2 separate regions of the Homo sapiens genome follow, and region 2 is linked to region 1. A link is a loop called in an ENCODE intact Hi-C map of the cell type or tissue named here. Cell type or tissue: K562. All regions are shown on one strand. Each heading gives the region's core, and the rest is flanking DNA. Links, peaks and the distances in the headings are about the cores only.

Region 1 (9,348 bases), core at 829-8,828:
TCTGTCCAGGCAGAAGATGGGTCTGGGGGAGCTGTCCCCGCAGGCTTGGGGGCAGTCCCATGTGCCTCTGCCTAATGAGGACTTGTGGGGGCTTGGCCTGAGATCTTCCATGGGGTGGAGGGAGGCCTGGCTCCAGGTGGTCACTGGGCGCACCATGTCTGGACCCCACCCCAGCCCCTGAGTGGGGAATTCTGGGGAGGGAGACTGAGTCTGTCTCGTGCCACTGCTTGCTTGTGGAGACCTCAGGGTGTACCATCCACTGGGCTCACCCCAAAACCGGTGTCGAAACCAGTGTTGTCCCACTTTATGGCAAGTGGGCATGCAGCTCTAGGTGTTCCGCAGGGGCCAGTGCCCTGGGCCGCCATAGACAGTTGTGACACATGACTTAGGCAGTAGATGCCCCTGAGGGGACGGCAGTGCGGGGGTGCTCTCGCCATCCTCACAGAGCTCCTCACAGCTTTGGGGCCAAGGCAGCACCAGCCATTTATCCTCACCATTCAGCGGGCCAGAGGGCCCCGGGCTCCAGGCCACTCCCGTGGCTGTGGTTGGTGCATGTACGTCGTGGCCTCAGTGGTCTCGGGGACACGCCCTGGGGTGGGGGCTGCAGCAGGTAGGGGGATGGGGCACAGCAGGACCTGAGGATGGGAAAGGCTCTTCTTCAGACCCTGGGTTCTTGTCGGCACCAGAGTCTCTCCTGTGCAGAGGCAGCTATGGATGATGGCTGTTGCCTGCCGTGCCTGGACACTGGCCCTGGGTGACACACAGGCTGTGGGAGGTGTCAGGACAGGCCCTGTGAGGAAAGTGGGTGCCAGATGCCACACGTGAGAGACGGGGCGCCCTGCTCCAGGTGGTGGGTGTGCAGTGAGGATGGCCTGCCCCACGCGCGCAGAGCGTCAGAAAGAGGAAAGAAAACGCAGCTGGCAGTTACAGACAGATTTTCTTTAGTTAAAACCTGAGAGGCACCCCCAGCCGATTGCGGTCAGGAGCACTTTATCTTACAGACTGAATGTTGGTTTTAGGATGAGAGGGCTTATCAGAAGCTCGGAATGTTTATGTGTGTGGAGAAGTTTATGGCAGGGTTGGAAGGAGGGAAGGTTATCTTGGGGCAGGCATCTTTTCAGCCTGGAGGTGGGTTTTCTCGAAGCTGGCATCTTCCCGGCTGGAGAAGGGTTATCTTGGGGCTAGCATGTCTCTGGTTGGGGAGGAGTTTGGAATGTTTCTGGTTGGAGATGTTATTTGTGGTTCATGGTCGTGCTGACCTTAGCCATTAGGCTGATGCCCTATGGATTTAGGCAGTTTTTGGTTAAGGTGAACTTTAGAATGAGGGGCTTGTCCAAGATGGTGATGCTCCTGCTCTGTCACAGAGCAGGGGCAGCGTGGGGTGGCAGGTGGGTGCCCTGGGCTCCTGCAGGGAAGATGGCAGCCTCAGGGTGTCAGTTCATCCAGCCATTGACTCAGCTTGTGGCCGCCAGCCCTGGGCCCAGGGACAGCCAGGAGCATCGTCTCCGAATCACGGGACCAGCCTGCCAGGGTGGAGGTAGACGGCCGAGGGGCGTGAGTGGATTCGCCTGTGACAGAGGCTCTCGAGGGGTTCTCAGAGGCACAGCTCTCAGCCTGAGCCCTGAAAGGATGCCGCGGCCCCAGGTGTAGGCTTGGGGGGCCCTGGGGCCGGAAGATTTAAGGAAAGAAGCCCCAGTTCATCATGACAGGAACTCTCAGAGCAGGGGAGCTCGAGGCGGCTGAGACTGGGGTTGGGTGGGGCTAGGTGGAGCTTTCAGGCTGTGATAAGAACGCTGGTTTCTCCCTCCAGGCCCCGGAAGCCTCTGAGGGGTCCCTGGTGCACCTGGGGCAGGGAGAGTGGGCTTCGGGGAGGCCACACCCGCTCAGGCACCAGGGGTTGCCGACCCTGGGGGAGACGAGGTGGTTGCTGTGGAGAGAGTCTCGCCTCTGTGGGGCATGGGTGAGGGGGAGCTGAGGGTCTGCTCAGGTGTGGCCTCTGCAGGGTCCTGGAGGAGGGCATCCCATTGGCTGTGACAGAAGGGCCTTGGTGGCAGGAACTTGCCACCCTGGAGTGGGCCCAGGGCACCGTGCTCCACAGGGAGCAGCGGTGCCAGGCTCAGCCCTGCCCCCGACTTGCCTTTTCTGTTCTGCAGCTTTTGCAGGGCCCCCAGATCCTCTGCACGGGAACAGCTTGTACCAGAAGGTTCGCGCGGCCGCGCAGGTGAGCCCAGGAGCAGTGTCGCTCTGCGGGGTGCCCCTCCTCCTGTAGAGGGGTGGGATTGGGGCCAGGATGTCAGCTGGGGGGTTTGCAGTTCTCCCATCCGGGACCCCTGCCTCTGCTCCTTGCTGGTGGACACAGAGCCTGTGTCCAGCTGAGTGGCTCAGGAGAAGTGTCCGGGGGACAGAACGGAGCTGATATGGGTGGCAGGGTGAGTACAGCAGGCCCTGGTGTGAGGACACTGAGGGCCTTCGCCTCCCCCTGTAGGACTTGGGGAGCACCCTGTTCTCGGACACCGTGTTGCCGCTGGCTCCCTCCCAGCCTCTGGGGACCCCGCCTGCCACAGGTAGGTGACTGAGGGGACCGTGTCCAGCTCTGGCACCTGGTTTCTGCCTCCTTGAGTGTCCTGGGTGTCTGTGCCATCCGTGGGCAGGGCCGAGGGTGGGGGCCGGCTTGCTGCTAACGGAGGACCCTCTGCAGGCATGGGCTCCCAGGCCAGGCCGCACAGCACCCTCCAGGGTTTCGGCTACAGCAAGGAACACGGCCGCACGGGTGAGTGGGGAGGGCCTGCATGGGCTCTGGCATCTCAGGGTGTGGGGATGAGGAGGTGGTGGGGGCCGGACCATGCCGCCCCATCTAGTAGCTGCTGTCCCCCGTCCCCTCCCCTACATGGCCTCAACCCTTCCTGGGGCTGTCCCCACTGTCTCTCTCTGGCTGCTGACGTGGGGGTGGGGCAGGTGTGGCCAGGGCTGCTTTATGGACAGATGAGAGAAACCAGGCCGAGCAAGAAGTCAGGGCTGGGCCCCGTGGCAGGGGTGAGTCCCACTCTGAGAGGGGCCGAGGGCTGTGCCCCTGGCTGTGGTGCAGGTGACTCAGGCAGTCCCGTGTGGAGCTGTTATGAGGTGGGGCAGTACCAGTGGACAACTGCTCACCAGCGCCAGGAGAGCCACAGGTGGCACCACTGCCTGCGGCTGGGACCCAGCCCCCAGCCCAGCTGTGCCCTGCTGCCGGGCCCTGGGCGGTGTGTAGCTGCTCACCGTTAGGCTGTGTCACGCCGTCCTGCGCACAGCCTGGGGCTCCTGCCGACACTTTGGTGTCGGGGCAGCTTCTACAGGGAACTCACACAGGAAAGGCCGGCCCCTCCCCGAGCCCTGGACACACCCTCCCTGAGCCAAGGCCAAGCCCAAGCCCCTTAGGACACCTTCACCCCCAGAGGACAGAGGGACGGAGGCATAACTCTGCAGTGAGCTTTGGTGTCCAGGCCCACTGGGAGTGGGAATGCCAAAGCGGAGTCCACTGGGAGCTTCCAGAGGGCCTGGGGCCCACCAGGAGGCCTCCCTACCTGCAGCATGTACCCCGACCTCTCCAAGCTTGAGCAGGGAGCCGATGCGGGCACCCTGCTCCCAGAGAACGCGGGTGGGGGCCGCACTGGGCGGCCGTCCCATCTCCCTCTCCTCGGGTACAGGCTCGGCAGGCGAAGCCTTCCTCTCCACCATCCAGAAGGCCGCAGAGGTGGTGGCCAGCGCCATGCGCCCCGGGCCCGAGAGTCCCAGTACCCGGAGGCTCCTGCCGCGGGGTGACACCTACCAGCCTGCCATGATGCCTTCAGCCAGCCACGGTCCCCCAACCCTGGGGAACCTACTCCCCGGGGCCATTCCAGGTCCCCGAGGTATCGAGGCGAGGGCTCCTCCCCTTGGGGTCTGGGTCACTCCTTCCTGTCACCGCTGGGGCTTTGCGGCCACGGAGGCAAATCCCAGGGCCTCCCACACAGCAGGAGGGGTGGGACCCGCGGCGGAAGCACATGCCCATGGGGCTGGTGTTTGCTGAAGCTGGAGCCAAGGTGGCCACCCATCCTCAGCTCAGGACTCAGCCCCCGAGGCCTCCTGGTCCAGGGCCCCGGGAGGTGGGCATGGGGCTGGCCTGAAGCCCCAGGGATCTCACCGGCTGTCCTGTTTCCTCCAGCTGTGAGGCATCAGCCTGGGCAGGCCGGAGGGGGCTGGGATGAGCTGGACAGCGGCCCCAGCTCTCAGAATTCCTCCCAGAACAGCGACCTGAGCAGGGTCTCGGACTCGGGCAGTCATTCCGGCAGCGACAGCCATTCAGGGGCCAGCCGGGAGCCGGGTGACCTGGCAGAAAGGTGAGCGGGAGCTGCCAGATATGTGGGAGAGGTCTCGGAGGCACCACACTGTCCCCCTCCCAGCGCGGCTCCTGCTCTCCAGGTTCTCCCCCATGCGAGACAGGAGTGGGGGCATGGCCTCCACTCACCCTTGACCCGGCCATTCCCCCTGGCAGGGTCGAGGTGGTGGCCCTGAGTGACTGTCAGCAGGAGTTGAGCTTGGTGAGGACTGTGACTCGGGGACCACGCGCCTTCCTGAGCCGCGAGGAGGCACAGCACTTCATCAAAGCGTGAGTGCGCCCGGACCCGCCCTGCTCTGCCTCAGCCCCAACCGTGGGCGAGGGAGGAGGGAACGGGCCGCACCCGCCACCCAGGTGTCCCCTCTGTGCAGGTGTGGACTGCTCAACTGTGAGGCCGTGCTGCAGCTGCTGACCTGCCACCTGCGTGGGACCAGTGAATGCACGCAGCTGGTGAGCTGCACACGCGGGCGGGAGGGCGTGACTGTGTGCATGTGCCTGTGTGCGTGTGTGTGCGTGTGCGTGTGTGTGCACGTGTGCCTGTGTGCACACCTGTGTGTGAACATTCCTCTGTGTGGCTGTGCGTGCGCACATGCCTGTGTGTGTGCGTGTGGGTGTGTATGCCTGTGTATGTATGCCTGTGTGTGTACACACTCGTGCATGTGTGCGGTGTGTACACACTTGTGCACGTGTGTGGTATGCACACATCTGTGTGTGTGTGTACATGACTGCATGTGTGTGGTTGTGTATGTATGTGCCTGTGTGTGTGTGCATGCACATGAAAGTGTGGACACGTGTGTGCGTGTGTCGGGGGGCGTGCGGAGGAATGAAGGTAAGGCAATCGGGGCAGCAGGTCACGTGCTTCTCGCTGGGGTCTGTCCAGGAGCCGGGGAGGACATGGCTCTGGTGTCCGGGAGCTGGGGTGTAAGGCGGTGAAGACAGGGCTCTGGTGTCTGGGAGCGGGGGTGTAAGGTGGTGAGGACAGGGCTGTGGTGTCTGGGATCCGGGGTGTAAGGCGGTGAGGACAGGGCTGTGGTGGAGCTGTCTCTGGGGCCTCCTGGCACTCCAGTCATTGATGAGGAGGAAGAAGAGGGAGAGAGATGGCCAAATAGGCCTCCCTGGCGTGGACCTGCTGCCCCATGGGTGCTGATGTCCCCTCCCTTCACCCGCAGAGGGCGCTGTGTGCCATCGCCTCCCTGGGGAGCAGCGACCTCCTCCCCCAGGAGCACATCCTCCTCCGCACCCGGCCGTGGCTGCAGGAGCTCAGCATGGGCAGCCCGGGACCTGTGACCAACAAGGCCACCAAGGTGGGCAGCTGCGGAGGCCACACGCACACCGGGGTCCAAGGGTACAGTGGGAGATACGCTGCAGTCCACGGCCACCCCGTCCCTGCCCGGCGCCTGGTCAGCCCTTCCCGGACCCCCTCTCAAGTCCCTGTCCCGCTGGCAGAGGGAGCAGCAGCAAGTCAGGGTCCTCACCTCCCCATTGCCTTCCCGCCTTCCACCCAAACTCTGCAGCACTCACAGTACACTGGCCTCTACCTATTCCTGGAAGCCCCCAGACTCCGCTGCCTTAATGTTCCTGCCCTTGTGTCTTGGCCTCACACTTACCTCTTCCAGGAAGCCCTCCCTGACTGCACATGCAGTTTGCCACCCATGACACAGCTCATGCTCAACTCCCAAGCTCCGGAGGGCAGAAATGGTTCCATTCATCTCTGTGCACTTGAACACTCTGAACTGCCTGGCGGCCACTGGAATCACACGGGGAGGCCTCTCCCGGCCGCCAGGCCCTGGCACCTTCCCTCTGCCTGTGGGCATTCCCAGCTTCTTTCTTCCTGTTTTCTCCCTGGCTGCTGGAAACACAGGTCCTCAGTCACCCATCCCCAAGTCATCCTTAACTGTCATTGGCCATCTGCTAGCTCACCTTTCAGTCAGAGCGACGAGTGAGCCTGGGGTTCGCACCACCGCAGGCGAACCTCATAGTGGGGTTTCTAAAACGGGCATGCTGGAAGAACCCTGCGTCCAACAGTTGGAAATGCCCAGATGTGCCAGGCCACGTGTTCACTCCCTCCGGCAGTGCCTGGCGGGTTATGACGGGGAGGGTGTCCATTTGTCTAGTAGTGAGTAAAGGAGCAAGATTCGAGGTGTGTATGTGACACCTGCCCCGTGTCGCCAGCACCAGCCCAGCAGCTGCTCTCGGTGGGATGACAACTGGGTGCACTGCCCCAGCCCCTCCCAGCAGCCGGTGTCCTGCCCAGAGGTGGCCCTGCCCTCTGGGTGGAGGGACTGAGGAGGTCCTAGGGAGAAGCGGGCCCTGGTCCCCACATTTCCCAGGGTTGCATAGGAACCTCCCTGGTTCCTCCTTCCTCTTTCAGATCCTGAGGCACTTTGAGGCCTCCTGTGGGCAGCTGTCCCCTGCCCGGGGCACCTCAGCTGAGCCTGGCCCCACAGCCGCCCTCCCAGGCCCATCTGACCTGCTGACCGACGCTGTGCCTCTCCCTGGGAGCCAGGTCTTCCTGCAGCCTCTGAGTTCAACCCCGGTCTCGTCCCGGAGCCCTGCTCCCTCATCTGGGATGCCGTCCAGCCCTGTGCCCACCCCACCCCCAGATGCCTCCCCCATTCCAGCCCCCGGAGACCCCAGCGAGGCCGAGGCCAGACTGGCAGAAAGCAGGCGGTGGAGACCTGAACGGATCCCAGGGGGCACGGACAGCCCAAAGAGAGGCCCCAGCAGCTGTGCGTGGAGCCGCGACTCCTTGTTTGCTGGCATGGAGCTGGTGGCCTGTCCCCGCCTGGTGGGGGCTGGGGCTGCTGCGGGAGAGTCCTGTCCTGATGCTCCCCGCGCCCCCCAAACATCGTCCCAGAGGACAGCAGCCAAAGAGCCTCCTGGCTCAGAGCCGTCAGCTTTCGCGTTCCTGAACGCCTGACCCGATGGCCTGGCCCTGGAGTCTTCAGCTTCAGCTGCTGTCTGGGGCGGTCTGTGCTTCCTGAGCAGCCTCAACCGTAGCTGCTACAGTCTCCAGGCAGCTTGACTTGAGAGGACGACCCTAGGGCTACCTCAGTTTCCCCCATCTCCTCTGCCAGAGGCTCTGGCTATTTGGACTTGAATCCCTACGAGGGATGGCAGGTGGCAGGGCTTCAGAAATGTCGATCTCAGGGCTCTCAGGGGGCAGTCCCTGCCTGTCTTGCTCTCAGACATGAGGTTTCTTGTATGAATGCGGAAGCGACTACCAGGTTCCTTATTTCATTTTGATCTCAGCTCCCTCCTTCCCCAGGAGGTCATGAGCAGCAACAAGCCACTGCTCCCCCGTCCCATCGGGGTGGGCTAGGTGCTGAGGCTGGGTTTGGTGCATGTGGGTTGAGGGTGTCTTGTCCGGGCTGCCTTGTGCTGTCTGGCCTGAGGCCATTTCAAGTCTCAGATCCCTACGTGATCCTTCCCTGGCTCTCACCTGCTCCTTTAGGCTGTAATTGCTTCCTACACACGAAGCCTCTGATTGGAGCCTCTGGTCCATCTCAGAAAAACCTTCCAAGAGCGCTGGGGTTTATGCTTTCTGAATAAACACTACTGTTTACATGAACCTGGGCCGCTTATTTTTCTTTTTTTGTGTATGTGCATTTTAATGAAAATACCATCAATAAGGGGCACACACAGAGGACTGCTTTCCTCAAAGGAGGGACAGGCGGTGTTCCTGAAACGTTTGGTAGAACTTCCCACTGGCACTGTCCTTGCAGTTCACCTTCTTAATGGCAAGGTTTTAAACTATGAAATTCAGTTTCTTCAATAAATAATAGACTATTTGGGTTATCTATTTCTAATTTCAGCAGTTTGTGTCTTCAGGGGATTGGTCCATTTTATATCAGTTGCTGAATTTGTGATTCCGTTTTTTGTAGTAGTCCTTTATTCTTCCGTTCATGCCTGTGGGGCTGTAGTCACACTATCACACTCTTCCTGTCATGCCTGTGGGGCTGTAGTCACACTATCACTCTTCCTGTCATGCCTGTGGGGCTGTAGTCACACTATCACTCTTCCTGTCATGCCTGTGGGGCTGTAGTCACACTATCACACTCTTCCTTTCATGCCTAATATTGGTCACTTGTTTTCCCTTTTTCTTGGTCAGACAGTTTATTAATGTTATTAGTTACTTCAAAGAACAAACTTTGGTGTTTTTTTTTTGTACTTCACTAATTTCTGTTTTTCAGTTTCCTAGTTCACTAATTTCTGTTCTTTATTATTTCCTTTCTTCTGCTTTGGGCTTATTTTTATTTTTTCAGTTTCTTTTTTTTTTTTTTTTTTTTTTTTTGAGACAGAGTCTCACTCTGTCACCCAGGCTGGAGTGCAGTGGCGCAATCTGGGCTCAGTGCAACCTCTGCCTCCCGGGTTCAAGCGATTCCCCTGCCTCAGCCTCCCGAGTAGCTGGGATTGATTACAGGCTCATGCCACCATGCCCGGCTAATGTTTTGTATTTTGGTAGAGATTGGGTTTCACCATGTTAGCCAGGATGGTCTCGATCTCCTGACCTTGTGATCCACCCTCCTCGGCCTCCCAAAGCACTGGGATTACAAACATGAGCCACAGCGCCCAGCCTTTTTCAGTTTCTTAAGGTGGAAGCTTAGATTATTTATCATGTCCTTTATTTTCTAATGTGAGCCTTGTAATGCTATAAACATTCCTGTGAACACTGCTTTGGCTGCATCCTATGAATTTTGGTACATTTAAATTGTTATTCAGCTCAAAATATTTTCAAATTTATCTTGAGACTTCCGTTTTGTCCAATGGGTTATTTTAAAGCATATTGTGTTATGATTTAATTCTGATATAGTCAGAGAACATATTTTATATGATTTCTGTTATATTGTTTAAAGATTTCAAGCCTAGGCAACATAGCAAGACCCCGTTTCTACAAAAAAAAAAAAAAAAAAAATTTAAATTAGCCAGGCATGGTCGCAGCTACCCAGGTGGCTGAGGCGGGAGGATTGCTTGAACTCCAGAGGTCAAGGCTG
Region 2 (15,736 bases), core at 3,089-11,088, 210 kb after region 1:
ACAGATGCGCGCCACCACGCCTGGCTAGGTTTTGTGTTTTTGTAGAGATGGGGTCTCGCTATGTTGCCCAGGCTGGTCTCAAACTCCTGGACTTAAGTGATCTGCCTTCCTTGGCCTCCCATCATGCTGGGATTACAGGCATGAGCCACGGTGTTGGCTGCATTTGGGTTTTATATATTTTTATTTATTTATTTATTTTGAGAGACAGTCTTGCTCTGTCGCCCACGCTAGAATGCAGTGGCACGATCTTGGCTCACTGCAACCTTTGCCTCCCAGGTTCAAGCGATTCCCCTGCCTCGGCCTCCCAAGTAGCTGGGATTACAGGTGCCCGCCACCACACACAGCTAATTTTTGTATTTTTAGTAGAGGCGGCGTTTCACCATGTTGGCCAGGCTGGTCTTGAACTCCTGACCCCAGGCGATCTGCCCAACTCGGCCTCCCAAAGTGCTGGGATTACAGGCGTGAGCCACCACGCCCAGCCGCATTTGGATTTTATAATAAGCTTTGCTGTGCAGGAGAAGTGGTCCCTGGCATCCCAGCCCCCTGGCCTGACGAGGTTGGAGGGCTCCTTGGGCCCCCACCACTCTGCTGCAGCCAGGGTGGGTGCAGGGCTGGGAGGGTGAGCCACGAACTTGACATCGGTGACCTTCACTGCCACCTGGTGGACAGCCTGGGAGTGGTAGCTGGTGGGCTGCGCGGCGGAAGGGGTGCAGTGTCCCGGACGAAGACGGCTGAGCATTGTGGAGACCAGCATAGAGAGGCCACAGCAAGTGGGGTGTGACATCAGGGACAAGGGAGAGGTCACAGACTCGGATAGTGGCCGTCCTGTGCTGGCCCCTGCATCTGGGTGGTTGGCAGGTGGAGCACCAAGATACAGGGTTGATAGGACTAGGCTGGAATCCTGGACTCTCTCTGATCCCGGCAAAGTCACAGAAGCTTCTCCTGTCCTGTCGCTGGTCTTTGGAAGGGAGGAGTGACACCCTCCTCCTGGGCTGGCGCGGGGAAGAGAAGCTCCCGCGTGTGAAACAGCTCCACCACCAAGCGCCTGCAGACGAGCGGTGTGTTCCGCCTGGAACCTGCCGAGGGAACGTGTGGGGAAGGTGTGGCCGCCCTGGGAGGCTCAGCTCTGCAGGAAATTCGCTCCTTCTGATGTGCGTTTCAAACGGCCCTACGACATCTTTTTCTTAAATTGAGGTAAAATTCACATAACATAAAATTACCCATTTTAAAGTGTTCTGTTCAGTCCAATGTGGTGCCATTCAGCACATTCATGATGTACAGTGGCAACTCCACCTTGTTCCAAAACATTTTTTGAGATGGAGTCTTGCTCTGTCGCCCAGGCTGGAGTGCAGTGGCGCGATCTTGGCTCCCTGCAACCTCCACCTCCTGGGTTCAAGCGATTCTCCTGCCTCAGCCTCCCGAGTAGCTGGGATTACAGGTGCCTGCCGTCACGCCCACTAATTTTTGTATTTTTAGCAGAGACAGGGTTTCGCGACGTTGGCCAGGCTGGTCTCGAACTCCTGACCTCAGGTGATCCACCCGCCTCAGCTTCCCAAAGTTCTGGGATTACAGACATGAGCCACCGTGCCCGGCCCCCAAAACATTTTCATCACCCCAAAAGGAAACCCCAGCCACTGGCAATCACTGGCTCTTCCCTGGCCCTAGTGGCCCCTCCCCCGCCCTGGTGGCCCCTCCCCCACCCTGGTGGCCCCTCCCCCGCCCTGGTGGCCCCTCCCCTGCCCTGGTGGCCCCTCCCCCACCCTGGTGGCCCCTCCCCCGCCCTGGTGGCCCCTCCCCCGCCCTGGTGGCCACTCCCCCGCCCTGGTGGCCCCTCCCCCGCCCTGGTGGCCCCTCCCCCGCCCTGGTGGCCCCTCCCCCACCCTGGTGGCCCCTCCCCCGCCCTGGTGGCCACTCCCCCGCCCTGGTGGTCCCTCCCCCGCCCTGGTGGTCCCTTCCCTGCCCTGGTGGCCGCTCCCCCGCCCTGGTGGTCCCTCCCCTGCATCTGTCCTTGGGCACTGGCCCATTGGACATTTCGTGGGACTGGAACCACACAGTATGTGGCTTCTTCCACTGAGCATGATGTCCTTGGGTTCATCCACGCTGTGGCCTGTATCAGAACTTCCCGCCTGTTGATGGCTGGATAGCTCCCCATGGGAGGGATGTCTGACATTTGGTTTCTCAATTTGGCAGTGGATGGATACTTGCTTGGGTCTGTACCTAGGAGTGGAGTTGCTGGTTCTTATGGAAATTCCATGTTTAGCTTTTTGGGAAACTGTCAAACTGGTTTCCACAGCGGCTGCAGCATTTTACCTCCCTGCCAGCCAGGGTACAGTTCCTCACAGCTTCACCACACTGGTTTTCTGTTTTTTGTTTTTGTTTTTTTAATTCTAGCCATCCTGAAGGTGTGAGGCAGATCTCCTGGTGGTTTTGTTTGTTTGTTTTTCAGACAGAGTCTCGCTCTGTCGCCCACGCTGGAGTGCAGTACTGCGATCTTGGCTCACTGCAACCTCTGCCTCCTGGGTTCAAGCGATTCTTATACCTCAGCCTCCAGAGTAGCTGGGATTATAGGTGCCCACCACCATGCCCGGCTAATTTTTGTATTTTTAGTAGAGATGGAGTTTCACCATGTTGGCTAGGCTGGTCTTGAACTCCTGACCTCAGGTGATCCACCCACCTCGGCCTCCCAAAGTGCTGGGAATACAGACGTGAGCCACTGCGCCCAGCCTCCTGGTGGTTTTGACTTGCATTTCCTGGTGGCGATGGTGTTGAGCGTCTTCTGCGTGCCGCCTTTTTCAAAGGAGCCGGAATTCTCCCAGAAATGTCAGTTCTCCCATTCAGTTTCCATCGGGGAAGTGAGCCTGGAGGACGCCGTGGAGTCCACACCCTACACCTGCCTTCCCCTTGCAGGTTTTTGGCCCAAATCTCAGCTCCTTCAGCTACATGGGGCCTCCCTGGACCCAACCCAGGGGCACCTTTTGGCCCAAGGGGAGTTTCAGAAGCAGCGAGGACAGACACATGTGGGGGGCATCTGCAGGTGGTAGAGGGTGTGAAAGGAGGTCCCTGAGCTGCCAGGCACCCAGACTGTGTCTGTAGGGAGGCCCCGCAGTCCCTGCACCCCCTCGACTGCCCGGTGCTCTCCGTGGAGAAACACGACAGACGCGGTTGGACACAGCACAGTGGATGGACGTCCCCACCTGCTCCCTGCAGACGCTTTGGGTGGAAGCCCAGACTGTCCCTGGCTGCCAAGCAGACCATGCTGAGGGGTGGTGGCCGGGAGCCAGGGAGCCGGCCCACTCCTGCCCCAGTGACACCCCACAGGCCACAGGAGAAATGCCAGGAGCCTCATGGTGTGGAAAGGGACACGGAGGCCCGGAGCACTGAGGGGCTTTCCCAAGGCCACGCGGCCGGGCACGGGGAAGCTGGGCCCTCCCGGCGCCTCCAAGGCCTCTTCCCGGCTGGAGGCAGCTTCACCCACCAGGCCTGGCAGTCGAGAGTCTGAGACTTCAGTAGTAATGGGGTTTCTTGGCAGGAAACTGGGAGATGAGTAGGTTTCCGGAAAGGCTGGAGAGAACCTGAGAGCTGAAGGGAAACACCGGAGCCAGCCTGGCCCAAGGACCAGCCTTTAGTCCAACCGCAGGCCCTGTGCTGGCTGGGGTGCAGCTGGCTCTGCCCCTGGGTGTGGCTGCTGTTACTGCCTCCCCGCCCCCCAAATGCAGCTCTCAATGCTGCCGGCTGCTCCCAACGTGAGGCCCAGCCTCAGCTGTGGAGCAAAGGTGCACCTCCAGGAGCATCTCCACCAAACCTCAACGAAGACCACCCCCCCCAGGAGGGGCAAGCTGGAACCCCCTGAGCTGACCTCCTGGGGCCTCCTTCGGCCCCTTTAACCAAGCACGGTGGAGCCCAGGCTATCCTGTCCACGATTGCACCGCAGACGGGCGCCTGAGTGCCCGCGAGCACACACTGCTTTCAGGTGATGTCCTTAAACTTTGGATCTCCTAGACGAGCTTGCCCCTCTCAGTAAGCCCCAGGCCTCCTAAGGCCATTTCTCAACAGGAGCCGTGGGCCCTGGCACAGGTAGGGTGGAGCTTAGCACTCTCCCCTGTAGACTCAGATGGCTCTCATATGCGTATTTCTCTCTTTTTTTTTTTTTGGAGACAGGGTCTTGCTTGTTCTGTCACCCAAGCGTGATCTGGTCTCACTGCAGCCTCAACCTCCGGGGCTCAAGCAATCCTCTCGCCTAAGCCTTCTGAGTAGCTGAGACTACAGGCGTGCACCACCATGCCCAACTAATTTTTTTAAAAGTTTTTTTCTAGAGATAGGGTCTTGCTATGTTGCCCAGACTGGTCTTGAATTCCTGGGCTCAAGCGATCCTTCTGCCTCGGCCTCCCAAAGTGCTGGGATTTCAGGCGTGAGCCACCGTGCCCAGCCACTAATATGTATTGTCCAGACCTCTTCGCTAACCTCCAGATCTGTGGCTCCAACCGCCTACCTGACAGTCGCCAAGCAGACCCCCTGCCAGGTCGCAGCCTCGGGCCATGGTCCCTCCGTATCCCCACACATACAGCTGGGAACCTTGGTGTTACCCTTTCTGTTTCCTCTTCCTTCACTCTCCTCCCCTGACCCCCAGCCTAGCCCCCATGTCTTGTCAACTTTGAGCTCCTGAATCTGTCTACCCACCTCCGGGCCCCGGACCCCTCCACCCCGGACCTGGGAAAAGGCCCCTTACCTGATCCCCAGAAGCCCTTGGCCTGTCCAAACCCGTCTCCATACTCAGTGAGGTTTTCCAAGTACAGATCTGACTGAAGTCCCCTGCGGCAGCCCTGTGCTGACATCCATTGCCCCAAGGATAAAGACCTGGGTCCTCAGTCCCTCCACAGCAGCCTGCACCCAAGTCCCCTCGCTGAGCTCCAGCCACTGGCCCCGCTGGGCAGAAGTGACCATGTGATACAGAGCTCCCGCCTCCCCGGAGTGGGGTGAGAATCTAAGATCCCCGCTTCCCCAGGGCTGTGCAAGAGGCTGAACACCTGTGTGGACCTGTCTGCCCTTTGCCCCCACACGCTAGCTGACAGTAAGCCCCCCAGGCAGGCACACAGGAGAAGGATAAAAAAGGAGACCCCCGTGAACTGCTCAGAACAGGCTCAGCCCCAGGGGGCCTCTGCCCCCACCTCCCCACGCTCTATGGTTCTCTCTCCATGAGGTCCAGGGCCTCCCAAGACCTTCAGGTACTAAACAGCCTTTGGTCACTTTGGTCACAGCAGCTTCATTTACTGGGTGATTCTCAGTGTGATAACTGGAACTCGGCCTGACTCACCCAGGATTAAACCTCTCCCGGCTGCCTTGTGCTCAGACCTGCCATGGCAGGAAAACTTGGGGTTTGCAGATTCTTAAATGTTTTGTGTTATAAGCCGGGAGCGGTGCCTCACACCTGTAATCCCAGCACTTTGGGAGGCTGAGGCGGGCGGATCACCTGAGGTCGGGGATTCGAGACCAGCCTGACCAACATGGAGAAACCCCGTCTCTACTAAAAATACAAAATTAGCCAGGCATGGTGGCGCATGCCTGTCATCCCAGCTACTAGGGAGGCTGAGGCAGGAGAATCGATTGAACCTGGGAGGCGGAGGTTGCGGTGAGCCAAGATTGCGCCATTGCACTCCAGCCTGGGCAACAAGAGTGAAACTCCGTCTCAAAAAAAAAAAAAGTTTTGTGTTATATGGATTCCAGTTCTCAGCTGAAAAATCTCCACCTTTTCATCTACTTTCTCCCTTGCTTCCTCCATCTAAACAAAAACGCACAGAGTTCGAACTCTAAACAAAAACTCACAGAGAGTTCAGGGGTTCTCTGCTGCGACTTCCACTCTCTGGCTTTGTGTGCATCCGTTTCCACGGGCTATTTTTCCTCTTGATTTTTGGCCCTGTGGTCTCTGAATGCTGGATGTCATGCGCTGAAGCCTGGAGACTCCAGATCCGGGGTCAGCAAACTGCAGCGGGGGGCAGCCGCCTGCTTTTGTGAACGCAGCGTATTGAAACACACCCATGCCCATTTGTTCACAGATGCTCTGTGGCTGCGTGTGCCCTACAGCAGCACGGTTCAGTAGGCAGAGGCCACTTCTACTACCCGGCTAAGGAAAAGATGGGCAGAGCCTGCTCTGGATGACGCTGTGTTCCAGCCGGCGGAGAGGGTCCCCCATTTCCTCGGTAAGGAGGGTGACCTCCTCGCTCCAATCAGGGACTGAGCTGAGCTGAGGACAAGCTGCCCTTTCGGTGAGCCTATCTCTGTGTTGCTTGTTTCTAGGAACTAATCCTCCAGGAAATTAACAGACAGTTTGCTGTGGACAACTAGAGCCCTCCCCTTCCTTAGCCCTGAGCGAGGTAAACAATTCTGCTCTGCCTTCCGGAAGTTTCAAATTAGCTCTTCAACCAGCGTTTTCACGCAGCTTCCAGTCCTGCCACAGTCTTGAAGAAGAGATCAGCTTTCGCGTCTTCATTCTTGCCAAGATTAGCTGCCCTTCGAATCTCCCGTGTGTCATTAATCCCAGCACGAACAAGCACTTGGGAACTGCGGGCTGCAGATGGTCTGCTTATCCTACGGAACCCTCCTCTTTTGAGGCTTAACCCCTTTAGTCTTTGTTGCTTCTGTAGCTTTCTGATGCCATTAAAGAGATGATTTTTATATTTTTGCCTGGCCTTTCTAGTTCTTAGTGGGAGCCTTGATCTGCTGCACTCCATCCTACTTGGAAGTAGAAGTCTGTTTCCCCATGTTTAAAATGTTAATTTCAGGCCACGCACAGTGGCTCATGCCTATAATCCTAGCACTTTAGGAGGCCAAAGTGGGAGGGTCACTTGAGCCCAGGAGTTCCAGATCAGCCTAGGAAACACGGGGAGACCTCACCTTAAAGAAAAAAAAAAAAAAAAGGCATGCACTGAGCATGGTGGTGCATGCCTGTAGTCTCACTTACTCAGGAGGCCGGGGCAGGAGGATCACTTGAGCCCAGGAGTTTGAGGTTACCATGAGCTATGGTTGCATGACTGCACTCCGGCCTGGGCAACAGAGCAAGACCCTATCTCTAAAAAAATAAAAATAAAATAGGCTGGGTGCAGTGGTTCACATCCATAATCCTAGCACTTTGGCAGGCCAAGGCAGGAAGATCGCTTGAGCCCAGGAGTTCAAGACCAGCCTGGGCAGCATAGTGAGACCCTGTTTCTAAAAAAAGATATTAGCTGGCCATTGTGGCACATACCTGTACTTAGGAGGCTGAGGCCAAAGGATCACGTGTACCCAGGAGTTTGAGGCTGCAGTGAGCTGTGATCATGCCGCTGCACTCAGCCTGGGCAACAGAGGAAGACTCTGTCTCTAAAAATGTAAGTCAATAAAAATAAATAAAATGTTAATTTCAGTTTCCAATTGTTCCTTGCTAGCAAATAGAAATACACATTTCATTTTGTACACTGACCTAGTATTCTGTGATGTTCTAATTTGTTCTAGTAGACTCCTTTGAGATTTTCTATGTAGTCATGCTGTCCACAAATAGAGACAGTTGTGTATTTATTCCTTCCCAATATGTGTTCATTTTATTATTTTCTTGCTTATTACACTGAACGGGGCCTCCAGTATGATGCTGAATAGATGTGGTGACAGCAGACGCCCTTGCCTTGTTTCCTTCCTTATGGGGAAAGCATCCAATCTTTTATCATTAAGTGTGATGTTATCTGTAGGGTTTTTGTGATGCCTTCTGAAAAGTTAAGGAAGTTGTTTTTTATTCATAGTTTGCTAAGAGTTTTTATCACAAACGGATGTTGAATTTTGTCAAATTCTTTTCCTGCATCTATTGAGATATCATAAGATTCTTTTTTTTGTAGTCTGTTGATACGATGAATGATACTGATGTTTGAAGGTTGAACCAACCTTGCATTTCCAGGATAAACCTCATTTTGTTTGTCCCAGAATAAATAGATTACTTCAGGATAAAGACTCATTTTTATATATTGCTGGATTATTTGCTAATAATGAGTTGAGGATTTTGCATCTAGGTTCATATGGGATATTGGTCTGTTTGCTTTTCTTGTAATGGCCTTATGTGGTCTTAGGGTCAAGGTAATGTTGAACTCATAAAAGGAATTGCAAAGTGTTCTCTCCTCTTCTATTTTCTTTAAGAGTTTGTGTAGAATTGGTATTAAGTCTTCCTTAAATGTTTGGTAGCATTTAATAGACATATGACAATTTGGTTTACCTATTTAATCTTGAGTGAACTTTGGCAGTTTGAGTCTTTCAAGGAATTTTCCCATTAAATCTAAATTGTCAAATTTATGAGCATAAAACTGTTTGTAATATTTCATATTTACTTTTTTCTTTCTTTCTTTTTTTTTTTTTTTTTGAGATGGAGTCTCACTCTGTCACCCGGGCTGGAGTACAATGGCGTGATCGTGGCTCACTGCAATCTCCACGTCCTGTGTTCAAGTGATTCTTCTGCCTCAGCCTCCCAAGTAAGTGGGATTACAGGTGTCTGCCACCATGCCCGGCTATTTTTTTTGTATTTTTAGAAGAGATGGCATTTCACTATTTTGGCCAGGCTGGTCTCAAACTCCTGACCTTGTGATCCACCCGCCTCGACCTCCCAAAGTGCTAGGATCACAGGCGTGAGCCACCGTGCCCAGCTGTAATATTTCCTTAATATCTTTTTCATGTCTATAGGGTCTGGGGTGGTGTTCCCACTTTCATTGCTAATGTTGTAATTTGTATCTTCTCTTTTTTTCCTGATCACTCTAGCTTGAAGCTTTTCAAATTTATTGATATTTTCAAATAACCAGTTTTTGCTTTCACTGATTTTTCTCTGATGTTCTGTTTTCATTTCTGCTGATGTCCACTCACTATTGTTTCTTTTCTCCTGCTTGCTTTGGATCTGCTCTTCTTTTTTGAATTAATTAAGGTGAAAGTTTAGCTAACTGATTTCAGACTTTTCTTCTACCTTAACATAAGCATTTAATATTCTAAGTTTTCCTCTAAACACTGTTTTAGCAAGAATCCATAAATGTTAATATGTTTAGTTTTCATTTTCTTTCAGTTAGAAACAGCCTCTAAATTCCCTTGTGATTTTCTATTTAACTCACAGGTTAATTTAATATTTGTGGATTTTCCAGATAGCTCTTTGTTACTGGCTTTTGGATTGATATTATGGTCAGAGAACATGCTTTGTGTGAGTTCAATTCCTTTAAATTAGTTAAGGTTTATTTCATGGTCCAGAACATGATATGTCTTGGTAAATGTCCAATATGCACTTGAATAGAATGTGTATTCTGCTGTTGCTGGGTGGAATGTTCTATAAATGTCAGCTGAGTCAAACCAGTTAACAGTGTTCAGGTGTCCTATATCCTTCATGATTTTCTATTTATTCTCTCAATTACTGAAAGAGGGGCCAGGAACAGTAGACTATGCCTGTAATCGCAGCATTTTGGGAGGCCAAAGCAGGAGGTTCACTTGAACCCAGGAGTTCAAGACCAGCCTGGGTAACATGACAAGAGCCCGTCTCTACAAAAATAAAAAAATTAGTGGCCGGGTGCGGTGGCCCACGCCTGTAATCCCAGCACTTTGGGAGGCCGAGGCGGGCGGATCACGAGGTCAGGAGATCGAGACCATCCTGGCTAACACGGTGAAACCATGTCTCTACTAAAAATACCAAAAATTAGCCGGGTGAGGTGGCGGGCACCTGTAGTCCCAGCTACTCAGGAGGCTGAGGCAGGAGAATGGCGTGAACCCGGGAGGTGGAGCTTGCAGTGAGCCGAGATCACGCCACTGCACTCCAGCCTGGGCGACAGAGCGAGACTCTGTCTCAAAAAAAAAAAAAATTAGCTAGGTGTGGTGGCATGTACCTATAGTCCCAGCTGCTCGGGAGGCTGAGGCAGAAGGATCACTTGAGCCCAGGAGGTTGAAGCTTCAGTGAGCCATGTTTGTGCCACTGCACTCCAGCGTGGGTGACAGAGCAAGACCCTGACTAAAAACAACAACAAAATACTGAAAGAGGAGGGTGAAAGTCTCTAACTGTAAGAAATTGTTTTACCTTTCATTTCTGTTAGTTTTTGCTTCATGTGTTTTGAAATTCTATTGTTAGGTGAATACACAATTTGGATTGTTTTGCCTTCTTTTATTATTGAGTAATGTCTCTCATTATCCCTGTTGATATTTGTTTTGAATATACATTGCCTGATATTAACACAACTACTCCATCTTTCTTTTGATTAGGGTTTCTGTGATATATTTTCCCCATCCTTTTACTTGTTTGTTCTGAGATGCAGTCTGGCTCTGCTGCCCAGGCTAGAGTGCAGTGGTGTGATCTTGGCTCACTGCAACCTCCCCATCCTGGGTTCAAGTGATTCTCCTGCCTCAGCCTCCTGAGTAGCTGGGATTACAGGTGCACGCCACCATGCCCGACTAATTTTTGTATTTTTAGTAGAGATGGGGTTTCACCATGTTGACCAGGCTGGTCTTGAACTCCTGACCTCAAGTGATCTGCCTGCCTCAGCCTCCCAAAGTGCTGGGATTACAGGAATGAGCCATCACTCCCGGCCTGTTGATTGTCTTTTTGTATTAGGTCATTCTTGCACTGCTATAAAGAAATACCTGAGACGGGGTCATTTATAAAGAAAGGCTTATTGGTTCGTGGTTCAGCAGGCTGTACAGGAAGCACAGCGGCATCTGCTTCTGGAGAGGCCCCAGGAGGCTTCCAATCATGGTCAAAGGCAAAGCAGGAGGAGGGACATCACATGGCAAAGGCAGGAGCAAGTGGGGGGATGGGGGAGGTGCCACACACTTGTAAATGACCAGATCTCGTGTGAACTCAGAGAGACAGCTCACTTATCACCAAGGGATGGCCCAAGCTCCCATGACCCAAACACCTCCCACCAGGCCCCACCTCCAACACTGGAGATTACAATTCAACATGAGATTTGGGTGAGGACAAATATCCAAACTATATCATTCCACCCGGGACCCCTCCCAAATCTCACGTCCTTCCTACATTGCAAAATACTATCATGCCTTCCCAAGAATCCCCCAAAATCTTAACTGATTCCAGCGTTAACTCAAAAGTCCAAAGTCTCCCCCGAGACAAGGCATGTCCCTTCCACCAATGAGACTGTAAAACAAAATACAAGTAATTTACTTCCAAGACACAATAGGAATATAGGCACTGGGTAAGTACTGTCATTCCAAAAGGAAGAAATCAGCCAAATGAAAGGGACTACAGGTCCCATGGAAGTTCCAAACCCAGCAGGGCAGGTGTTAAATCTGAAAGCTCCAAAACAATCTCCTTTGACTCCATGCTCCACATCCAGGGCACACTGGTGCCAGGGGTGGGCTCCCAAGGCCTTGGGCAGCTCCGCCCTCGGGGCTTTGCAGGTTCCATCCCTAACGCTGCTCTCACAGGTTGTTGAGTGCTTGTGAAACCGCAGGGTGCAAGCTGCTGATGACTTTGCCGTTCTGAATTCTGGAGGGCAGTGGCCCCTTCTCGCAACTCCACTAGGCAGTGCCCCAGCGGGGACTCTGTGTGGGGGCTCCAACTCTCTCAATTAGTCAGATGGGATTTTGGGGATTTGTGGACATTGCTCCTTGGCACTGCCCTAGTAAAGGTTCTCTGTGGGGGCTCTGCCCCCCGCAGCAGGCATCTGCCTGGGAACTTGGGCTTTCTCATACATCCTCTGAAATCGAGACAGAGGCTGCCAAGCCTTCACTCTTGCATTCTGCGCACCCACAGGCTTAATGCCATGTGAAAGCTGTCAAGGCTTACAGCTTGCAACCTCCAAAGTGGCAGCCTGAGCTGTACCTGGGCCCCTGTGAGCTGAGGCTGGAGCTGGAGCTGCTGGGATGCCATATGGGGAGCACTGCCCTGAGGCTGTATAGGGAAGTGGGGCCCTGGGCCTGGCCCACAAAACCATTTCGTTCCCCTAGGCCTCAGGGCCTGTGATGGGAGGGGCTGTCATGAAGGTCATCATTCCATTGGCTTGGTCATCACCTCTCGGCTCATTTTCAAACACGCAAATATCTCTAAGAAGTGGTTCCTCCACACTCTGCTTGAATTCCTCTCCTGAAAAAGCTTTTCCTTTCTCTGCCACATGGCCAGGCTGCGCATTTTCCAAACTTTTTTTTTTTTTTTGCGTGGCGGACAAAGTCTCATTCTGTCGCCAGACTGGAGTGCAGTGGTGTGATCTTGGTTCACTGCAACCTCCGCCTCCCAGGTTCAAGTGATTTTCCTGCCTCAGCCTCCCGAGTAGCTGGGATTACAGGTGCCCTCCACCACACCCGGCTCATTTTTGTAGTTTTAGTAGATGTGGGATATGATGAGGTTTCTCTTCAAATAGCCTGATCAATCCTTTCTTCCTTAATTCATAGTACCTCCCCCACCCCTTTTTCCTTTTTCTCTTTTCTGCCTTTGTTAGATGCCTGGACACGCCACAGGACCAGGCTTATCAGTACCAGCTCACATTCCTTTCCTTATTTGGAAAGGAGACTAGTCTCTAGCTCATTGCAAACGCTCCTTCCCCTTCTTCTTTCCCTCTCTCCCTTACATGCCCACCATATCTAAAGAAAGTTCAAATGTCTACCCAACTGGGATTAGTTCAGTTTGTGCAACCCAACCCTGGCCAATGGGGAAAGGGTACAGGGACAGGACTTGCATCAGAAATAAAGGCCCTCATGCCCCTTTGTTCAGGTGTGCTCTCATGGCAACTGGCCAAGGAGAAGCACCTGTCTACGCAGAAGTAAAATTGCTTTGCTAAGAATCCTTTGTTTGAGGCTGGGCGCGGTGGCTCACGCCTGTAATCCCAGCACTTTGGGAGGCTGAGGTGGGCGGATCATGAGGTCAGGAGATCAAGACCATCCTGGCTAACACGGTGAAACCCTGTCTCTACTGAAAATACAAAAAATTAGCCAGGCATGGTGGCGGGTGTCTGTAGTCCCATCTACTTGGGAGGCTGAGGTATGAACCCAGGAGGTGGAGCTTGTAGTGAGCCGAGATAGTGCCACTGCACTCCAGCCTGGGTGACAGAGCAAGACTCCATCTCGAAAACAAAAACAAAACAGAACAACAAAAAAGAATCCTTTGTTTGAGTGTTCGATCACCTTAGGATTTTGAGCGTTATTCCCAACAGTAGAGATGAGGTTTTGCCATGTTGGCCAGGCTGGTCTTGAACTCCTGGCGTCACGGTATCTATCTGCTTTGGCCTCCCAAAGTGCTGGGATTACAAGTGTGAGCCACCACACCCAGCCAATTTTCCAAACTTTTACACTCTGCTTCTCTTTTAAATATAAGTTCCAACTTTAAGTCATTCCTTTGCTCCCTCATCTAAGTACAGTTTGTTAGAAGCAGCCATGCCACTTTTTGAACATTTTGCTGCTTAGGGATTTCTTCCACCAGATACCCTAACTCATGACTCTCAAGTTTAAATGTCCATGGATCCCGAGGCATGAACAGAATACAGCCATGCTCTCTGCCAAAACCTTAGCAAAGAACACATGACCTTTGTTCCAGTTTCCAATCAGTTCCTCATTTCCAGCTGATACCTCGTCAACCTGGCCTCTACTGTCCACAACACTATGAACATTTTGGTCACAATCATTTAACCAGTTTCTAAGAAGCTCCAAATTCTTCCTCATCAAATTCTTCTTCCTCATCATCCTGTCTCCTTCTGAGCCCTCCACACTCTTCCAACCTCTGCCCATTACCCAGGTCCAAAGCTGCTTCCACATTTTCAGGTATCTATAGCAATGCTTTACTCCTTGGTACCAATTTTCTGTATTAGGCCATTCGTGCAATTGCTATAAATAGCTAAGCAACCAGGCACGGTGGCTCACGCCTGTAATCCCAGCACTTTGGGAGGCTGAGGCAGGCGGATCACGAGGTCAGGAGATTGAGACCATCTTGGCTAATACAATGAAACCCTGTCTCTACTAAAAATACAAAAAATTCGCTGGGCGTGGTGGCAGGTGCCTGTAATCCCAGCTAGTTGGGAGGCTGAGGCAGGAGAATGGCGTGAACCCAGGAGGTGGAACTTGCAGTGAGCCGAGATCAGGCCACTGCACTCCAGCCCGGGCAACAGAGCGAGACTGTTTCAAAAAAAAAAAAAAAAAAGAGAAATATCTAAGACTGGATAATTTATAAGAAAAATAAGTTTAACTGGCTCATGGTTCTACAGCTGTACAGGAAGCATCGCAGCATCTGCTTCTGAGGAGGCCTCAGGAAGCTTCCAATCATGGTGGAAGGCAGAGGAGGAGCAGGGAAGAGGTGCCACACACTTTGAAATGACCAGATCTCATGTAAACTCAGAGCAAGAATTCACTTATCACCAAGGGGGTGGCCCAAGCCATTCATGAGAGACCCGTTCCCATGATCCAGTCACCTCCTACCAGGCCCCACCTCCAGCACTGGGGATTACAATTCAACATGGGATTTGGGCAGGAAAAATATCCAAACTGTATCACTTTTCCTTTGGAAACTGGTCACATTCTCATGATTTTTTATATGTCACATAATTTGGGATTATGAATTGGGCTTTTTAAAAAAATTTTGAGACCAGGTCTGGCTCTGTCACCCAGGCTGGAGTGCAGTGGTGCAATCTCAGCTCACTACAACCTCTGCATACCAGGCTCAAGCAATCCTTCCACCTCAGCCTCCCAAGTAGCGGGAATACAGGCACATGCCACCACGCCCAGCTTATTTTTGTATTTTTTGGTAGAAACTGATTTTTGTCAGGTTACCCAGGCTGGTCTCGAACTCCTGGGCTCAAGCGATTTGCCCGCCTCCGCCTCTCAAAGTGCTGGGATCACAGCTGTGGGCACCACGCCCGGCCATGAACTGGACATTTTGACGGTTATGCTGGGTGGACTCCGCAACAATCCGCTGGAGAATGTTGATTTTTTTTTTTTTTAAATGCCCATCAACCTGGTTAGTTCCAACCACAAAGTTCTGCTGCCTCTGCTCCAGTCGAGGTTCCACTTTCAAAGCCAATTCCTGTTGCTTCTCTGAGTGCACCCCACACAGGTGCAGCTCGGGTGGGGGAGCCGGGGCTGCTGCTGGTTCCTCCTCAGAGTCCCAAGGCCTCTTTCTCCCACTCGCTCCCTTCTGGGATTCCCCCACCACACGCTTTCTGGACCTCAGTGGCCCCTGTTCACAATTTCTCTTGCCAAAAGGACAAGGTTTCTATGGGAGTTTTAGCTTTCCGTGTTTCTGTGCAGTTCCGTAACTGAGGCCCATCCTGGGGCAAAGCTACGAGAGAAAAGGGAAGATAAAACCAGGAAACGGCTTCCCCACAGGGGCCACCTCCACAGCTTTGGTTTACTGGTTTACTTTGCAGAGTCCTCAGTGGCAGGGCGGTGGTGGCGGGGGCGGGGGGTGCTTTGTTTTTCCTGGATTTGAGTTGTTAGTTGTAACAGTGAAAGAGATGGGCTGGCTGGCCGGGAGTGGTGGCTCATGCCTGTACTCCCAGCACTTTGCGAGGCCGAGACGGGCGGATCATCCGAGGTCAGGAGTTTGAGAGCAGCCTGGCCAACATGGTGAAATCCCGTCTCTACTAAAAATACAAAAATTAGCCAGGTGTGGTGGCACACGCCTGTAATCCCAGCTATCCGGGAGGCTGAGGCAGGAGAATCGCTTGAATCCAGGAGGCAGAGGTTGCAGTGAGCCGAGATCAAGCCACTGCACTCCAGCCTGGGCAACAGAGCGAGACTCCGTCTCAAAAAAATAAAAATAAAA

What was found. Peaks named below come from ENCODE experiments on the same cell type or tissue, not always from the same donor. Only the 100,000 strongest peaks of a DNase experiment are listed, where the experiment ranks them.
Region 2: it touches region 1 in a loop (3-fold over the local background); 13 of 110 quality-filtered maps call a loop at or near these places.

What each region holds. Positions count from the first base shown.
Region 1 is chr17:81,226,854-81,236,201 of GRCh38, reverse strand. TEPSIN (TEPSIN adaptor related protein complex 4 accessory protein) reads left to right here. Exons shown (of 13, transcript NM_001363764.2): 5 at 2,154-2,221; 6 at 2,486-2,564; 7 at 2,699-2,770; 8 at 3,684-3,887; 9 at 4,181-4,355; 10 at 4,511-4,624; 11 at 4,726-4,804; 12 at 5,524-5,658; 13 at 6,726-7,925. The coding sequence ends at 7,274. TEPSIN-AS1 (TEPSIN antisense RNA 1) reads right to left here and starts at 7,495. Exons shown (of 4, transcript NR_135654.1): 1 at 6,825-7,495; 2 at 6,275-6,464; 3 at 5,962-6,200; 4 at 3,993-4,344. LOC124904081 (a long non-coding RNA gene) reads right to left here and starts at 2,744. Exons shown (of 2, transcript XR_007065940.1): 1 at 2,601-2,744; 2 at 919-2,263. In K562, for the core only: a CTCF peak has its summit at 5,523 (motif pointing right); DNase peaks (open chromatin) are centred at 1,000 and 5,541.
Region 2 is chr17:81,008,904-81,024,639 of GRCh38, reverse strand. LOC124904077 (translation initiation factor IF-2-like) reads right to left here. Exons shown (of 1, transcript XM_047437254.1): 1 at 10,623-15,736. LOC124904078 (a long non-coding RNA gene) reads left to right here and starts at 3,722. Exons shown (of 2, transcript XR_007065934.1): 1 at 3,722-6,194; 2 at 6,292-6,671. RefSeq lists an enhancer at 719-778. In K562, for the core only: no CTCF peak of the experiment used is centred there; DNase peaks (open chromatin) are centred at 3,689, 4,929, 5,279, 6,279 and 1 weaker place; H3K4me3 peaks cover 2,192 bases.